Linked DNA regions of Homo sapiens: region 2 is linked to region 1. The links are chromatin contacts, found by Hi-C or POLR2A ChIA-PET in ENCODE. All regions are on one chromosome and are shown on one strand. Each heading gives the region's core, a stretch centred on a gene start or an enhancer-like site at or near the end of the contact. The rest is flanking DNA. Distances are from core to core; before and after follow the strand shown.

The links. A loop is a pair of places that touch in the nucleus more often than their neighbours do. ChIA-PET counts read pairs that join two places held with the same protein, here RNA polymerase II (POLR2A). Pooled maps may share reads with other maps.
Region 2: a loop to region 1 is called in a map of B cell, with 18 times the contacts of the local background. The contact joins the enhancer-like site here to the promoter of GLT8D1 in region 1. A Hi-C loop is called at or near these places in 2 of 168 maps with a recorded cell type or tissue (B cell and naive thymus-derived CD4-positive, alpha-beta T cell), 2 of 37 single-sample maps with no recorded cell type and 10 of 50 pooled maps. POLR2A ChIA-PET finds 5 or more read pairs at or near these places in 5 of 52 experiments (A549, A673, WTC11 and 2 more).

What each region holds. Positions count from the first base shown.
Region 1 is chr3:52,700,982-52,708,948 of GRCh38, forward strand. It overlaps GLT8D1 (glycosyltransferase 8 domain containing 1), which reads right to left and starts at 4,810. Exons shown (of 10, transcript NM_018446.4): 1 at 4,466-4,810. SPCS1 (signal peptidase complex subunit 1) reads left to right here and starts at 5,125. Exons shown (of 4, transcript NM_014041.5): 1 at 5,125-5,301; 2 at 5,663-5,722; 3 at 5,812-5,898; 4 at 6,706-7,967. The coding sequence starts at 5,266. The coding sequence ends at 6,831. It overlaps NEK4 (NIMA related kinase 4), which reads right to left. Exons shown (of 16, transcript NM_003157.6): 16 at 7,463-7,967. RefSeq lists silencers at 4,537-4,706, 6,893-6,982 and an enhancer at 6,653-6,722.
Region 2 is chr3:53,070,692-53,078,658 of GRCh38, forward strand. It overlaps a transcript of RFT1 not described here. Among named protein-coding and RNA genes, the nearest start is that of SFMBT1, 29 kb to the left of the region's middle. RefSeq lists enhancers at 1,952-2,001, 2,242-2,859, 2,352-2,471. Within about 2 kb of position 2,585, at least 31 of the 41 ENCODE cell types and tissues checked have a DNase peak (open chromatin) inside an H3K27ac peak, as active enhancers do; they include B cell, where a contact is called at or near this core.

The sequences.
Region 1 (7,967 bases), core at 3,560-6,059:
TTGAACCTGGGCAACAGAGGTTGCAGTGAGCCGAGATCATGCCATTGCACTCCAGCCTGGGCGACAGAGTGAGACTCTGTCTTTAAAATAAAAAATTACATAACATAATTAAGTTTCTACTTAAAATTCCTAAAGTAGACATGGATTCACGTTGTCTATGACCAAGTAACCTGAGGTCTTAGCCTCATCAGTAAAAACATGCCTGTTCAGAGTTGTATCCCATTCACCTTTAACATGAGTGTCCTCAGAGAAAAGAATATTATCCAAATTCACTTGACAAACCCACAGCACAGAAAAAGCTACAAAAATTCACAAAATCCAATCGATATCAAAAGTGTGGAGTACATTTCTAGCCATTGTAACTAGCAAAAAAAAAAAAAGGTTTATTTTAGTTTATTATTTTTTGAAACGGAGTCTTGTTCTGTCGTCCAGGCTGGAGTGCAGCGGCATGATCTCAGCTCACTGCAACCTCTGCCTCCCGCATTCAAGCGATTCTCCCGCCTCAGCCTTCCCAATAGTTGGGATTACAGGTGTGCGCCACCACGCCCAGCTAATTTTTGTATTTTTAGTAGAGATGGGGTTTCACCATGTTGGCCAGACTGGTCTCGAACTCCTGACTTCGTGATCTGCCCACCTCAGCCTCCCAAAGTGCTGAGATTACAGGCGTGAGCCACCACGCCCGGCCAAAAAAACATTTAAGGTGCTATTCTCAAAAACCATCTCTGTTAGCTAGCTATTCATCTCTTAAGAAGGTGGTGTCTAATTGTCACAATGTCCTGGTTGGTCCTCCTCAGCTCATCTGACCTTCACTTTTTCAAAACAATTCAGTGGAAACAAGATAGTAGGTGGAACTAAATTTATTTAAAAAATAAATTCCTTCAACAAGCTCTGGATAAAATGTTTCCTTAAAGACATTTTACCAACCAAGATATCGTGAACCTACCTTTTAACCCTTTCTTACTTCATCTTCACCCATAGTAGTACCCAACCCTTACATAAGGCTATTAATTTTACAAAGCACTTTCAAACATAGCGTATTGCAATGCAAGTTAGTTCATTTGTTTTTTTAGACAGGGTCTCACCATGTTGCCCAGGCTGGCCTCTAACTCCTAGGCTCAAGCAAGCCTCCTGCCTCAGCCTCCCAAGTAGCAGGGACTACAGACAAAGTAAGTTTGAATTAACTTCATCCTGGGAAAATTGTGTGCCTACCAGGCACTTAATTTCTCAAGGCCTTTGTAAAGAAGAGAAATATGTTGAAAAACTGTTTAAAAAATTGGGGGCTGGGCACTGTGGCTCATGCCTATAATCCCAAAATGAAAACAACAAGGCTAACGCGGGCAGATCACCTGAGCTGAGGAGTTCAAGACCAGCCTGGGTAACATTGTGAAAGCTCATCTCTACAAAATATACAAAAATTAGCCAGGCATGGTGACGTGCATCTGTAGTCCCAAGCATTTGGGAGGCTAAGGCAGGAGGATCCCCTGAGCCAGGGAGGTCAAGGCTGCAGTAAGCCATATTCATGCCACTGCACTCCAGCCTGGGTGACAAAGCGACACCCTGTCTCAAAAAAATAAAAAATAAAAAGCAATAAAAACTGTGGATCAGCCAGGCACTGTGGCTGATACCCATAATCCCAACTATTCAGGTGGCTGGGGTGGGAGGCTGCCTGAGCCCAGGAGTTCCAGACCAGCCTGAGCAACATAGTATGACCATCCCCCAACCCCATATCTAAAAAAAATTTTTTTTAAAAATGGGATCACAGGCCAGATTACAAATTAGGGGGAAAATACACATCTTTCTTTCTTTCCTTTTTTTTTTTTTTCGAGACAGAGTCTGGCTCTGTCAGCCAGGCTGCAGTGCAGTGGTGCCGTCTTGGCTCACTGCAACCTCTGCCTCTCAGATTCAAGCAATTCTTGTGCCTCAACCTCCCGAGTAGCAGGGACTACAGGTGTGCGCCACCACGCCCAGCTAATTTTAATAGAGAGAGGGTTTCACCATGTTGGCCAGGCTGGTCTCGAACTCCTGACCTCAGGTGATCCACCTGCCTCGGCCTTCCAAAGTGCTGGGATTACAGGCCTGAGCCACCAGGCCCAGCCCACACACACCTTTCCAAAGCAGTATATATGAAGTACAACGTGTCAGTGAACTTCTTCTCATATACATCAGGGCGCCGTGGCTCACGTCTGTAATCCCAGCACTTTGGGAGGCCAAGGCAGGTGGATCAAGAGGTCAGGAGTTCGAGACCAGCCTGTCCAAGATGGTGAAACCCCATCTCTACTAAAAATACAAAAAATTAGCCAGGCATGGTGGCAGGTGCCTGTAATCCCAGCTATTTGAGAGGCTGAGGCAAGAGAATCCCTTGAACCCGGGAGGCGGAGGTTGCAGTGAGCTGAGACCGTGCCACTGCACTCCAGCCTGGGCAACAGAGTAAGACTCTGTCTCAAAAAAAAAAAAAAAAAAAGAGAAGTATATACATCAGTATATACCCTAAGTCATATGCCTCTATCACATTATGGGCTGACCTTATCTACAGAAGCTGGCAGAGGGGAGCTGTTCGGACAAAGCCCCAACATCTGCCTGCGATGAGGCAACTTCCACCACCACTGAGAAAACGATCTTGCACTCAAATAAATCCCACTTAATTAATGGTACAAGAGATAATGTTTTTAGTTTCTTGACTTCCAGTTAGCAGTTACGGGATCAAGAGGCACACTTGGCTGGAAACAAGAAAAACACAATTCTATCAAGTATCTGACATACTTAAGTAGACTGGCAAGGCAGAAACCAGTTGCTCCTAAAACTTCCACAGTTACCTACATGCAAAACGCCAGTTATCATGGAGTACGTCTAATCCATATTGTCTTTCCTGGGGCTATTCCTGGTAAGAGAGCTTTCCTGATCTGGTTAGAAGGAATTCTCAAAACGAAATTGCACACAGACGCTGGATCTGTAATAGTTAACTACATTTTCGTAAGAGTATATAATTGTGTACAATTTGATTAGCAACACAGTTGGTCCTCAGTATCAGTCGGGGATTGGCTCCAGGACTCCCCATGTATACAAAAATTCACGGATGCTCAAGTCCCTTATGTAAAATGGCATATTACAGTCAGCCCTCTGTATCTGTAATTTCAGTCCGTGGTTGGTTGAATCCAAGGATACAAAACTGTGGATACAAAAAAAAAAGACCGCACTGGCCGGGCGCGGTGGCTCATGCCTGTAATCCCAGCACTTTGGAAGGCCGAGGTGGGTGGATCACTTGAGGTCAGGCGTTTGAGACTAGTCTGGCCAACACAGTGAAACCCCGTCTCCACTAAAATCACAAAAATTAGCCGGGCGTGGTGGCGCATGCCTGTAATCCCAGCTACTCAGAAGGCTGAGGCAGGACAATCCCTTGAACCCAGGAGGCGGAGGTTGCAGTGAGCCGCGATCGCACCACTGCACTCCAGCCTGGGCAACAGAGCGAGTCTTCGCCTCAAAAAAAAAAAAAAAAAAAAAAAAAGACCACACAGAGATATATCTATTTATACACACAACAGAAAGTCTCTTCAAACACACCAAGAAATACAGAGCATGAGAAGGAAACAGGAATAAACTCTTGCCCATCCCTCTTTCTGCCTTCTACACGTCCTGAGTCCTTCTGAGGTCAGAAAAGTGTCAAACGTGTCTGCATTTTACTGTTTGGTCTCTGCCACGTGCAAGGATGAAAGGGCACTGAGGATATACAAACACTTTCTCCTACCCTTTCATCTGGCTGGCTCCCACTTGGCATTCAAAGGTCAAGGTAGCCTCCTCCAAACTCCACGTTGAGCTGCACCTCCCCTGAGCTCCCACATCTGGGCCTCCCTCTCCCAGGGCTAATCCAGCTGTCATGTATTTCTGGCGTGATGTGGCTGTCTCCCTTGACACGCTCTGGGCTCTTCCAAGGCAACAGCCTGGTCTTGGTAACAACCGTGTCCTCGGTCTGCTGTCTGGCACAAACAAGGTGCCGTGAATATTTGCTGGTTGCATGAATGAGGACAGCAGTCCCACCCTGTCCCGGGAGTGCCTAGAATTCCACTGTTTGTGGCCAACCCAGAATACATAACCTGGGGGCCGGAGAGCCAGCTGGGACCCAGAGGCCCGGGTTCCTCAGAACGGTTTCTCTCCAAAACGTGGGCATCCCACCTGGCTGACGGTAACGGAGGAGGGTCTAAGATTTAGAGATACACCAGCCTTGAAAGAGAGGCTGAGTGAACCTTTGGCTGGCCTCTATCGGGAGGGCCCAGCCTGGGTCTGTGAGGGTCAGTAAAGCCGGCCACAATGTGAGAGGGCTGAGTTCGGGAGCCCCCAGATGAGGGACTTTCTACGCGGATGAGAGGGACAGCCGAGCACCAGGGTCCCCTCTCCAAGGGAATTCTCTCTGTTGTGGATGCCGCCTAGGGTAGCCCCCCTAAATTCCAAGGGTCAGTAGGGCCCCCCTTACACTTTGAAGTGATCGGAAAGTGATGTGACGCTCCGGGGATCCCACCAGGCTCAGAGATACCCCTGGTTAGGGCTCCGACAAGTCGTTCCCCTCAAAGGCTCGCCGCGGCCGCCCTTACTGCAGGCGATGGAGGAGATGCGGATGCAGCCCGCGCCCCGACCCGCCCTGCCAGCTCAGCGCCCGCGCCGCAGGCCCCGGAGCCCAGCCCGTTGTCTGGCCGCCCGCGTTCCCTGCACGCTGGGCCGAGCACACTTGCCCTCTAGCTCCGTGGCAGCCGCGCAGCCCCACTACGCCCAGCCAGCCCGCAGCGGTAACCGCTAGAGCGTCGCGCCAAGCAGGCGCCGCGGGGCAGCCCTGCCGCCGGGGTCCTCGCAGGGAAAAAGGCCGTCGCCATGGAGACGCGGGGGCGCCGGCGGCCGTTGGGCCGCGCAAGTACTGTCAAGGACAGTTTTCGGGACGGGGGACGCGGCTCCAGGCACCCAACAGCACTGACGGCGAACACTTCACGGGCGCGCGATGCCTCGACAAGGCGGCCGCCACCACCACCTCAGCTGCCCTCGCGGGCAGCACGGCGCGGCAAAAGCGCACGTCGCCTAGCGATGGCGCGGGGCGGGGACACGGGCTGTACCGGCCCGTCGGAGACTTCCGCTTCCGGGGCCGCCGCCATCGCTCTCCCGGGCTTAGAAGGCCCGGCTACTGACGCGCAGTGCCAGACCTTACCCCTCACGGTCCTTAAGTCTCGGTCGCCCTCGCCTCGCAGCCTGCCACCCGCGCTCAGCTGCCCGCCTCCTCAGCCAGCCATGCTGGAGCATCTGAGCTCGCTGCCCACGCAGATGGTGAGGGCGCAACCCGGGGACCTCTGCACGCCGTTCTTGTGCCTGGCAGCTTCGAAGCCCATGTTGGAGCACCGACCCGGTGCTGCGCTGTTCCGGGCCCGGATGGTTACCGTCCACCCTCTTTCCCGAATTGCCTCCTGGGTCCCCTTCTCTTCTACTCCGCGAGAATCTCCTGTCCATTCTCCGTGAGGGTGTTTCAGTTCCTCCCGGGAAGCCCAGAATTTAATATCTTGCCCAGGCCCTTAGGAGAGCGGGAGACCCTGATGTTGGGGTTACCCTGTGCCAGAGTTGTGAGGTCAGGGCAGGAATTGTATGTTCTCGGCGGTGGAACCAATTCTTTTTTTCCTCTGCTTCACCCCAGGATTACAAGGGCCAGAAGCTAGCTGAACAGATGTTTCAGGGAATTATTCTTTTTTCTGCAGTAAGTATTGGTTTTACATTTAATCTCCGCCCCCGCCTCCCTCCCAACCCTCAGTTTGAGTGTGTTTAATATACTTCATTTGTCTCTAGATAGTTGGATTTATCTACGGGTACGTGGCTGAACAGTTCGGGTGGACTGTCTATATAGTTATGGCCGGATTTGCTTTTTCATGTTTGGTAAGAAATTTGTGGGTATTAGTGGCAGCTTGGGTTTTGTGAGTCGGGTTGGTTTGGTTAGACCTACTCAGTAGTGAGACCCAAAGCCAACGTTTCCCTCATCCTTCCAAACAGCGTTTCCCTTTGCTATCATTGGAAAAGTAGAATGCCAAAATAGTGTCAGATGGTGCGAACTATATAAAAGGACACAGCTTATTTCCTTTGGCGGCTACTCTGGCTAATAATCTTAAGGTCAAAGCCAGCAGGAGTTTTCATGGTGCTCACGTTGTCCCTTCACCTTTTATTTATTTATTTATTTAAATTTTTTGAGACGGAGTTTCACTCTTGTTGCCCAGGCTGCAGTGCACTGGGGCGATTTCGGCTCACTGCACCTTCTGCCTCCCGGGTTTAATAGATTTTCCTGCCTCAGCCTCCCGAGTAGCTGTGACTACAGGAGCCCACCACCACACCCAGCTAATTTTTGTATTTTTAGTAAAGACAGGGCTTCACTGTGTTGGCCAGGCTGGTCTCAAGCAATCCGCCCACCTTGGCCTCCCAGAGTGCTTGGATTACAGGCGAGAGCCACCACGCCTGGCCCCCACCTTTCTTTTAGGTCTTAAAGCCATTTGTATAGGCAGTGAGCCTGTTCCCATCATCATACAGTATTTTGCATGGATGGTGGCACAGAGCCTTTATAGGAATATGGATTTTTTTTTTTGTTTTTTTGTTCCCTCAGCATAGGAGTCATTTGGGAACCTGGCATTATACGTAATGATTTTTTAAACTTTTAATAGCTATAATTTATGCATTTCCTCTTTTCTGGCCCAGCTGACACTTCCTCCATGGCCCATCTATCGCCGGCATCCTCTCAAGTGGTTACCTGTTCAAGAATCAAGCACAGACGACAAGAAACCAGGGGAAAGAAAAATTAAGAGGCATGCTAAAAATAATTGAGGTTTTCATGATTCAGCACCTGCTTTTGTTTCTGTGAGATGAGCTAAATTGCTTTCATACCCCAGATAAGAGCTAAAACCACCTAATGCTCTTATGGCACAGCTGTGTATAGATTTAGTTCTCTTTATACTTCATTTCTAGCCCAGTTGGGTTTTGATTTATATAAGTAGTTTAGACCTTCTCTTCATAATCTTGCTCTGAGATGGGGAACAGAACACACAAGTATGAAGTTTCTTTCAGGTGTAAATAATGAAAAATAAATGCCTCATAAATGATAGTACAATGTAACTATCAAAGTTTTATAATTCATTATGAGTTAACCATTTTAATGTTTCCAATTAAACCTCATAGTGCAAGTTCTTTGTCTAAAGGGTCTTCTGTTGATTATTCTGCAAGGAAGATAATTAATAAAAGCCTAAGTTAGAAGTTCGTGCTTCTGGCCAGGTGCAGTGGCTCTCACCTATAATCCCAGCACTTGAGGAGGCTAAGGCAGGAGGATGACTTGAGCCCAGGAGTTTGAGACATTTCATGGTATGTAATTAATAGTTGTCATTAGAACATTAGTTCCATGAGAACGGGGACTTTGTTTTGCTCACTGCTGTCTACCCAGTACATAGAAGAGTACACGATGCATTGTTAAGTACTTAAGATTTATTGAATGAGAACTGCATTGTACAATATGGTGCCACTAGACACGTCTATTTAATTAAAATTAAAATATAAAACTCTAAAACTAGCCATGATTCAAAGGTTCAATAGCTATATGTGACTAGTGGCTACCATATAAAACATTTCCATCACAAAGTTCCATTTATCAGATCTTATATAGAACCTTGAATAAAATTTAATAGACAAGTGATTTTGTATTTAACATTTCACCTTTATTGAATGCCTATAAGGCCATTTGAATAACGGATCATGTACAAAGCAACAGGAAAAAAAAAACTGCAAGCAGTAAAGGTTGTGCAGGTGATATTCAGTAACACTGCAGTGTAGCCAGAGCAAGGACATAAAACTTCCTTAGCTTTGTAAGTCTGTGGAAATCAAAACTTCTAAAAGAGAAAACCGAAATCAGAATTACTGACACTTTAGGCCAGGCATGGTGCCTCAAGCCTGTAATCCCAGCATTTAGGGAG
Region 2 (7,967 bases), core at 1,335-3,834, 370 kb after region 1:
TAAAAATGCATTCATGTATTTCTTATATAATAAGCCACTAAATAATTTTAAAAGTTTTTTTTTGGCCAGGTGCGGTGGCTCACACCTGTAATCCCAGCACTTTGGGAGGCTGAGGTGGGCAGATCACCTGAGGTTAGGAATTCAAGACCAGCCCGGCTCAGCCTTCCAAGGAGCTGGGATTACAGGCACATGCCACCACGCCTGGCTAATTTGTATTTTTAGTAGAGACAGGGTTTCACCATGTTGGCCAGGCTGGTCTAGAACTCCTGATTCAGATGATCCGCCCACTTTGGCCTCCCAAAGTGCTGGGATTACAGGCATGAGCCACCAAGCCCAGCCAAAATGTTTAAATTAGTAAAGAAAGAAAATTCTGGAATTTTTTGTAGAGGTGGGGTCTCACTAAGTTGCCCAGGCTGGTCTCAAACCCCTAGGCTCAAGCAATCCACCCAAAGTGCTGGGATTACAGGCAGGAGACACTACACCCAGCCTAAAAATTTTTTTTGAAAGCTTAAAACAAGGAAGGAAAAGGGAAAACGGAAGCTAAGGAGACCAGTGAAGAAGCTGTTGGCAAAGGGTGGTAAGACCTGAGCCGGCGTGTCCCCATCTGTGAAATGGGTACACCGATCCCTATGGTCACTGAAGCTGTTGAGAGGACCCCTGCGCTAATGAGAGTGAACTCTGCAGTCTGTGAGGTTGGTGCCCCAGATACTTAGCTGGAGGACAGGACTCTGCCCAAGTCCCTTGTATGGGCCTACCTATGGGGCCACCCTCCTCGCTATGCCTGATCCTCACAGGTTTCAGCACACTGGCCCCAGGTCACAGGGGCCGACCTGGGACATAGAGAAAGATCCAGCCATGGGGCTACCTCCCAGAGCAGACACCAGCCCTTGACGGGCCCAGCAGCCATGTTGGGTCTCCATGCAATTTAGTCTTATGAGCCACAGCTCAGCTTAGACTCAGGCTCCAGGAATAGGTCCCCAAGACACTCTCATTCCCCAGTGGTTCCCAGCAGTATTGGGACAACCAAAATCAGCCTCAAACTGCTCAGGCCTTCCCCAGGGATATGACACTTAGCAGCTCCTGGGGCTGCCCAGGCTGAGAACTACCTATCCCCAGCCCCAGGTAGAGAGCCCCAAGTCTGGCTGTAAGAACAAGGTGAAGCCAAAGACTCAAAAGCAGGTCCTTGCCTCCCGTGACTGCAGGCACAGCCCAGTGAGGGGCAGCAGGGCTGCCAATGGTCCCCTGAATTGGCACCCACTTCCTGGGTTTAGCACCACTGTGGCCTCAAGAGGCCCTAAAGGAGGGTTGTCATGGCATGCACCATGGGTTCCTCACATAGTTCCTCTGGCCCAGGGGAACACGTGTCCTAGAGGCAGCTGCTCCTGGCGTCACTGTTGGTAGGTCCAGATGAAGGACAGGCCTCTGCCTGGGAGTGTCAGGATGCAGAGAGGCTGCCTCATTCCTGCTGCGGCAGCCAGGGTCCCCACACACTCACACTCATGTCAGCGAGGTCACAGGAGGTCGTCTCTACATGAGGCTGTGATAAGGCTGCGTGGGAGCCTGCATGCAGGCTCAGCATCATCCTGCCCGGGCGGGAACCCTGGTCCACCCTTGCTGTAGGACTTCAGTCAAATGACAGCCTCTCTTGACCCTCAGTTTCCCCAACTGCAAAAGTAGCACCCGACAACATGCACTGACCCCCCAGGGCTGCTGGGCGTGCTTGGCTGATGGTTCACTCTCAGAAGTATCTGTCCCTACCCACCTCGTAGGTGCGGTCAGGTGAGTTCTTCTCTGCCTCTGTTTCCACACTGCACCTGGAAGAAGCTGGAGGACCTGCTCTCCTAATTGCTCCTCTACCACTGATGTTGTAAGAAGGGGACACTGACTTGTCACTCTCTGCCAATGTAGGAGCCAGGCACTGTCTCTGTTGGCTCAGGGCTGGGCTCCCAGGAAGTAAAAGCCTAAAGGCTCAGGGAGGCCATTTAAGGTCTAGGGTCCAGTGGACTTTCGGACGCATCGCAGCCTCCGCTGAGCCCTTCTAGCAGGCTTGTGGTGACTGCACCCTGGGGCGGCTGCTCCATTGTTTCCTGTCAGTCCCGCTCATCTGCTCAACAACCCTTTGGAGGAAACACACAGGAGGGTCCTGCCCTCTAGTGGCTGCCGGCGGCCAGGTCTCTCCTCACAGGGCTCCGCCCGCGACCTCAGAGGAGCCCACCGCCCTCTCTGCCTGCTCTAGTGCCTGCCGCACAGCAACAAGCAGGCATTTCCTGGGGGTGAAGCCGAGGCTGGCCCCATGAGCTGACACCCAGCAATCTTCATCTCCGAGCACCTTTGAGTCCTGGGGGGCCCTGCTTCCAGATGTGAGCCCCCAGCCCGTGGGGCTGGGTGGTCCTGGGCTGTGCCACAGGGTTTCAGCCCACCGCGAAGGAGGCCTGACGGTGTCCAGGTCGAGGGCACCTGTGGGCAATGATTGACATAACACTGCAGAGAGAGAGCCTGGTGGGGCACCGGCCTCTGCCCAGGCTGGGTTCCGGGGCCTTCCCCCATGTGCCCACATCCCATGCTTCCCCCGTTACAGCCTCTGCCGTCAGACTGCGCACCAGCATCTGTGGGTGAGGAGAGAACCTGGGCTGGGGCTTGACACAAAAGGGGCTTTGCCTCTGGACACCCCCACCTGTGCCGCAAGTGGAGGGGGCGGGGAAACGGGGAGGAGGGAAAGTAAGCGGAAGTCCCGCCTCTGTGGAAGCGCCTCTGCACCCTTTGTCCCCCAAGGGAAGCACAAGTGTGTGGCCAGTCAGATAAAGCAGGCCTTTCCTTGCCTTTATGGAGCCACGGGCTGAGGCTGGACCAAGGGTCAGTGAGGGGTTCAGGAGGCCCCCTCTGCGCCTCTCTTCCAGGCCCTGAGCCCATCATTCCCTTCGTTGTTAGAGTGAAACTGTGAAGAGCCGCAGCTCTGTGCCGGGCGAAGAGGATTTGGCAGTGAAAAGGATGAGCTTGCCTTGCCCTGGGGGCAACTGGCACCTGGGGTAAGAGGTGGCCGGTGAGAGCCTGAGCCCTCTGGAGAGCAGAGGCCCCGTTGTGCACAGAGCCAGTATACCCAATGCTCGGGGAGCTCCCAACAACCCTACCCAGCCCTGCGGGAGACCACAAAGCTCTAGGGAAGAGCCTGTCCCAGGAAGCACAGGGCTTCGAAGTTCTGACAAGGACATCGGAGTTCCAGGCCCACCCCACACATGCACACACTTCCTGCTTCCAATTAGCACTAATTGGACGACTGGGAAAACCCACAGACCATGAAGCAGAAGCAGTTAGGTCTGCGGGGCCCCGGTGAGGCAGGCCCTGCGAGGGCCCAGGTGAGCCAGGCTCTGGGGGATGGGCCCTGGGGTCTCTGTCTCTCTGAGAGGGGATCAGGTGATCAGGGCCACATCTGCCAGGATCCCTACTGGCCCCTCTGGAAGACGGAAATTGTCCCAGGGCCAGGGCAGAAGCTGGGTGTGGGGGAGCCTGACAAACACCCCCTCTCAGCCTGGCATTTAAGGCTCCCCTAAACCTGGCCCTACCAGCATCCCCCCTCCCAACCTGGTCTCTTTCATTTCTTCTGCTCCTAGTTCTCACTGCCTAAGTCACCCACTGATTAATTCTTTATGTCACTCCATCTATTCATGTATTACGTGTCCAGGAGCCCTCCTGTGGCCAGATCCTGGGACCACAGAGATGGATGTGCCAGGCTTGGCTGGTCAGGTGGACCTTGGAGCCAGGACCTTTTCCAGGGTCCCCAGAGCACTGGATGGTCAGAATCAAAACAGGGCTAAGGCAGGTCCAGGGGAGGGGAGGGTCCTGATGCTCACCTCCTTCCTACTTGAGCAGCCCTCTCTCCTACCACCTATCCAGCTAGGCCTGGGCCCAGGTTGGCAGAGACCACATTGCAGGGCAACCCCTCTGCTGGCTCCACTTCATTCTTGGTGGGAAGAAGGAGGCCAGGCTGAGCACTGCATGCGTATGAATAGAAGTATCAGCTTTGCTTGGCACTCTCTGGGTGAGGCTTTGTGTCCCTTGATCCTTTAGACCGCACTCAGGGTATGTGCCAGGCTGTGTCCACATCCATGGCCAAGCTCAAGACAGAAGCTCTGCCAGGAACAGCTAGGACTAGGGGGCAAGAAGAGAAGCAGGCACCAAATCTGAGCTGCTCTGGGGTGGGTCTAGCCCGTGGGGAGAAGCAGGGACTGGCCCTTAGCAAGAGGCTGGCTCTGGAACTTGCATGCTGGAGTAGTCTGGGCCCCAGCCCCAGAGTGAGGGCCCCGAGTCAACCCTTTATATAATACTGCATGGCTCAGGCCCTCAGCCCTGAGCAGGGGTAGTGAGAACAAGGCCCCTTGCCCCACAGGTGTATGTCGGGCCTGACCCTTGGGCCCCGTTCTCCAGAACATCCCCACCACAGAGACAGAGGCTCAGCTCCACTCCCTTCCCTTCCCCTGCTTAGAGACCAACCTGGTCCTGGGCAATTTGGTGTTGCCATGACAACCACATACTTTCTTCTTCCCCACTTAGCCGATTGAATCTGAGTTGCAGATGAAATCCTGGTGAGTTGTGTGTTTAGAAAGCATGCGGCCATTTGGAGTGCTCCATGCATCTTTCATCTCCCAGACACCTCTGACACCCATCCCTTGTCTCTTGATGGCTGAGGGAGAGGATATGCGGCCTGTACCCTCTCCCTATGCCTGGGGTAGTCCTGGCCCAATGGCACAGCCTCCTTGAGGTACAGCCTCTGGCATGCAGGAACACATGGATGACATTCTCATGGGCAGCCTCTGTGGTGAGTGGGCCCTGTGAGCTGGATGGCAGTCACCAGGAGCCTCCGACAATGCATAGTCCTCTCCATCGTGAGGCATGTGGTGTCTGGGTAAGAGCTCTTGACTCAGGAGGCTCTCTCTGTCCCCTTCAGGAATGTGTGCTGCCCTTAAGGACTTGGGCCACCAAGACTGGGAGTTGCTGGCCAGGGGCCCCCAGCATCATCTTAACCTTCATGCATTCCCTAGGGCTGACCTTAGCCTCCTCTGACCAGCAATGAAGAGTCACCTGCAGCACAAAGCTGGCTGGGAGCAGGCTCAGAGCTCAGCCCCGAGATGGGGGAGACGAGACACAGGGAAGTAGTAAAAGTGGCCCCATCTGTGATGAGCAGGGTGCTGGTGGCCCTGGGAGGCAACCTCAGCTTGGCAGTTGGGTAGGGCTGGTTTAGCAAGTTTAAGGGGAAGTTAACATGGGGTGATCAGAGAAAAGTGGGGCTGGCTCTTTCTCCGATCTGCCTGGGTGGGGGATGGAAATCAGCATGGGGCATCTTACCAGGAATGGTCACCCAGGATGGACAGGGAGACCTGCCTCTGTCCTCTACACTCAGGGCCTGAGGCCCCTGCCCCACACTGCAGATGTTAAACCCACAAAGTGGTCCCATTTGTGTGGCTGCCGCCCCACTGGGCTGCAGCATCCTGGGCAGGCGGTTGGCCCTTGAGCATAACTGTACCTCCTTATCTAGGCCTGCATTTCCACCCGGATCTTACTACCTCTCTGAGCCTCAATGTCTTCCCTCTGGGGAAGGGAGGCAGGGGCAAACGGATAGGTTGGTAAGAGTGGAATAAGTAGTGAGGGGTTCCTGGAGCAATGTCTCCAGGGAAAGCACACCTGCTGGGTGTATTTGGTCAGATTTGTATGATTTTGTAGGGAAGAATATAAAGTACAAATATAAAAAAGCAAATAAAAAAGACAGATAATTATAGCTTGAGGAAAAACAAAGAATCATAGCAGAAAGGAAATAGAATACTACTTGGTTTAGCAGAAAACAATGTTTGCGTAGCGTTAAACATGTAAACACTGAATATCAACTTACGCCAAATCATAGCATTTGAAGGATGGGGAGGAAATGTATGGAGAGGTGGCTATCAGCTCATTTTCCATAGTAGGAAATCAATGTTCTAAAGGTGAAAGAGGCAGGGTGCAGTGGCTCATGCTTGTAATCCCAACAATTTGGGCCAAGGCAGGAGGATCGCTTGAGGCCAGGAGTTCAAGACCAGCCTGGGCAACATAGTGTGACCCCATCTCTACAAATCATTTTAAAATTAGGCATGGTAGCACACACTTGTAGTCCCAGCGACTCGGGAGGCTGAAGTGGGAGGATTGCTTGACCCCAGGAGTTTGAGGCTGCAGTGAGCTGTGATTGTGCCACTGCTCTCCAGCTCAGCCTGGGCAACAGAGGGAGACCTCATCTCAAAAAAAAAAAAAAAGAGTGAAAGAGTCAAAAGAACTGAAAGCAATGGGTCAAGAAGAGGGGAATCAGTATTTCCAGCCTTGCAGTATTGCTCAACCTTAAAACTATGGGTCAAGAAGAGGGGAATTAGTATTTCCAGCCTTGCAGTATTGTTCAACCTTTAAAACTATGTACCATACGTGTATTGTTTTGATCAAAAGAGAAATTAAATATAAAAGCAGGTAGGATTAATATAAAACCTCTTAAACACTGAGGCTTGAGAGGTTTAGTAAACTGCCCAAGATCATGGTGTAAAGGACACAGCAGAGCTGGAACCTACACTAGGGTCTGTCTGTGCCAGAGCCCACAGCAGGCATGAGCGTGGAGTGATCTTGTCAAAACCTTAGAATCCACCCTTGGACCAGGCAGCTCAAAGACCTTCCCCAAGCACCAATGCATGCTACAAAGATGAGCCTCCAGCATAAGGGGCTGCACCCCATGCCTGTGGGCAGGGAAACAAGGCCCTTGAGCAAACCCCTTCCAAAGCCACTAGCCCACAGAGGCCCTGTCGCCCACAGAAGGAGCCAGAGCAGTTGGCAGAGCCCCTTCCTCGGCTGTTCCGCTTCTGTTTACTGGGTGGCTTTTGTTCCCTAGCTTCCCATCCAGCTAGGCTGGTTAATCAGATTCTCTGAGGGGAGGGCTGGGGCATCAGTGACTTTACTGACACCCAGAGGAATTGCTTCTTGGGAAGCAATTACTTGTGACAGGTGCACACTCCCAGCGGCTGAGCTTGTCTGTGGCTGAGGATGCCGTGGAGCCTGGGGGGACAGGTCCTTGTTGCTGGCTTGTGCTCAGCAGGGACACCAAGGTCCACTGCTCCTCCATGGTTTTCTTGGCCTCTGCAGGAGGAAAGACTGTCAGCTGAATGACCAAGTGACAGGTTGCCACGATGTCACAATTAATACAGACCATTGACTGGGAGGCTGGCATCATGCAAAGCCCTTTTCAGATGTGGAACCCAGGCGATCTGAACGGTTTGGCCCACTGACCTACAGGTCCTGAGTCTCAGGCTCCAGGCTGGCTGGTCATCAACTCAATATGACCTGGGCAGGCTCCCTTCCATCCTAGGCTCTCTTAGGGGCGAGGCTGGGGCTGAGAGGCGGTGAAGTTCACTCTCAGGGTTCATCAGCAGGCAAAATGGAGAAGGAGACCAGGCTCTTGGAGGACTCTGTGTCAGGATATTCACTTAACAGTTTACAACATAGAAAGTGCTGGGAATAACCTGCAATGGCATATTATAGTAAAAAAGGATGCTGTGCAGGACAGTGTGAGCACGGCACAGGTGCGTACCACGGGCAAAGTCAGGACTGGCCTCGGGCAGGACATGGACCCAGTGTTTCTGTGACTTTCTGCAGGGCACTGGTTGCCCTCAGGATAATTTGTAATTAAATAGCAAGAAATACATAAAATACATAATATCAGGAGATAAAATCACTTATCAGGAAAAATAACACATGGTATAGAATATTTTAAACTTGGCCAGGCACAGTGGCTCACGCCTGTAATCCCAGTACTTTAGGAGGTCGAGGTGGGAGGATCAAGAGTGTGAGACTAGCCTGGGCAACATAGTGAGACCCCATCTCTACTAATAATTTTTAAAAAATTAGTCGGGTATGGTGGCTCATGCCTGTGGTCCCAGCTACTCCAGAGGCTGAGGCTAGAGGATCAC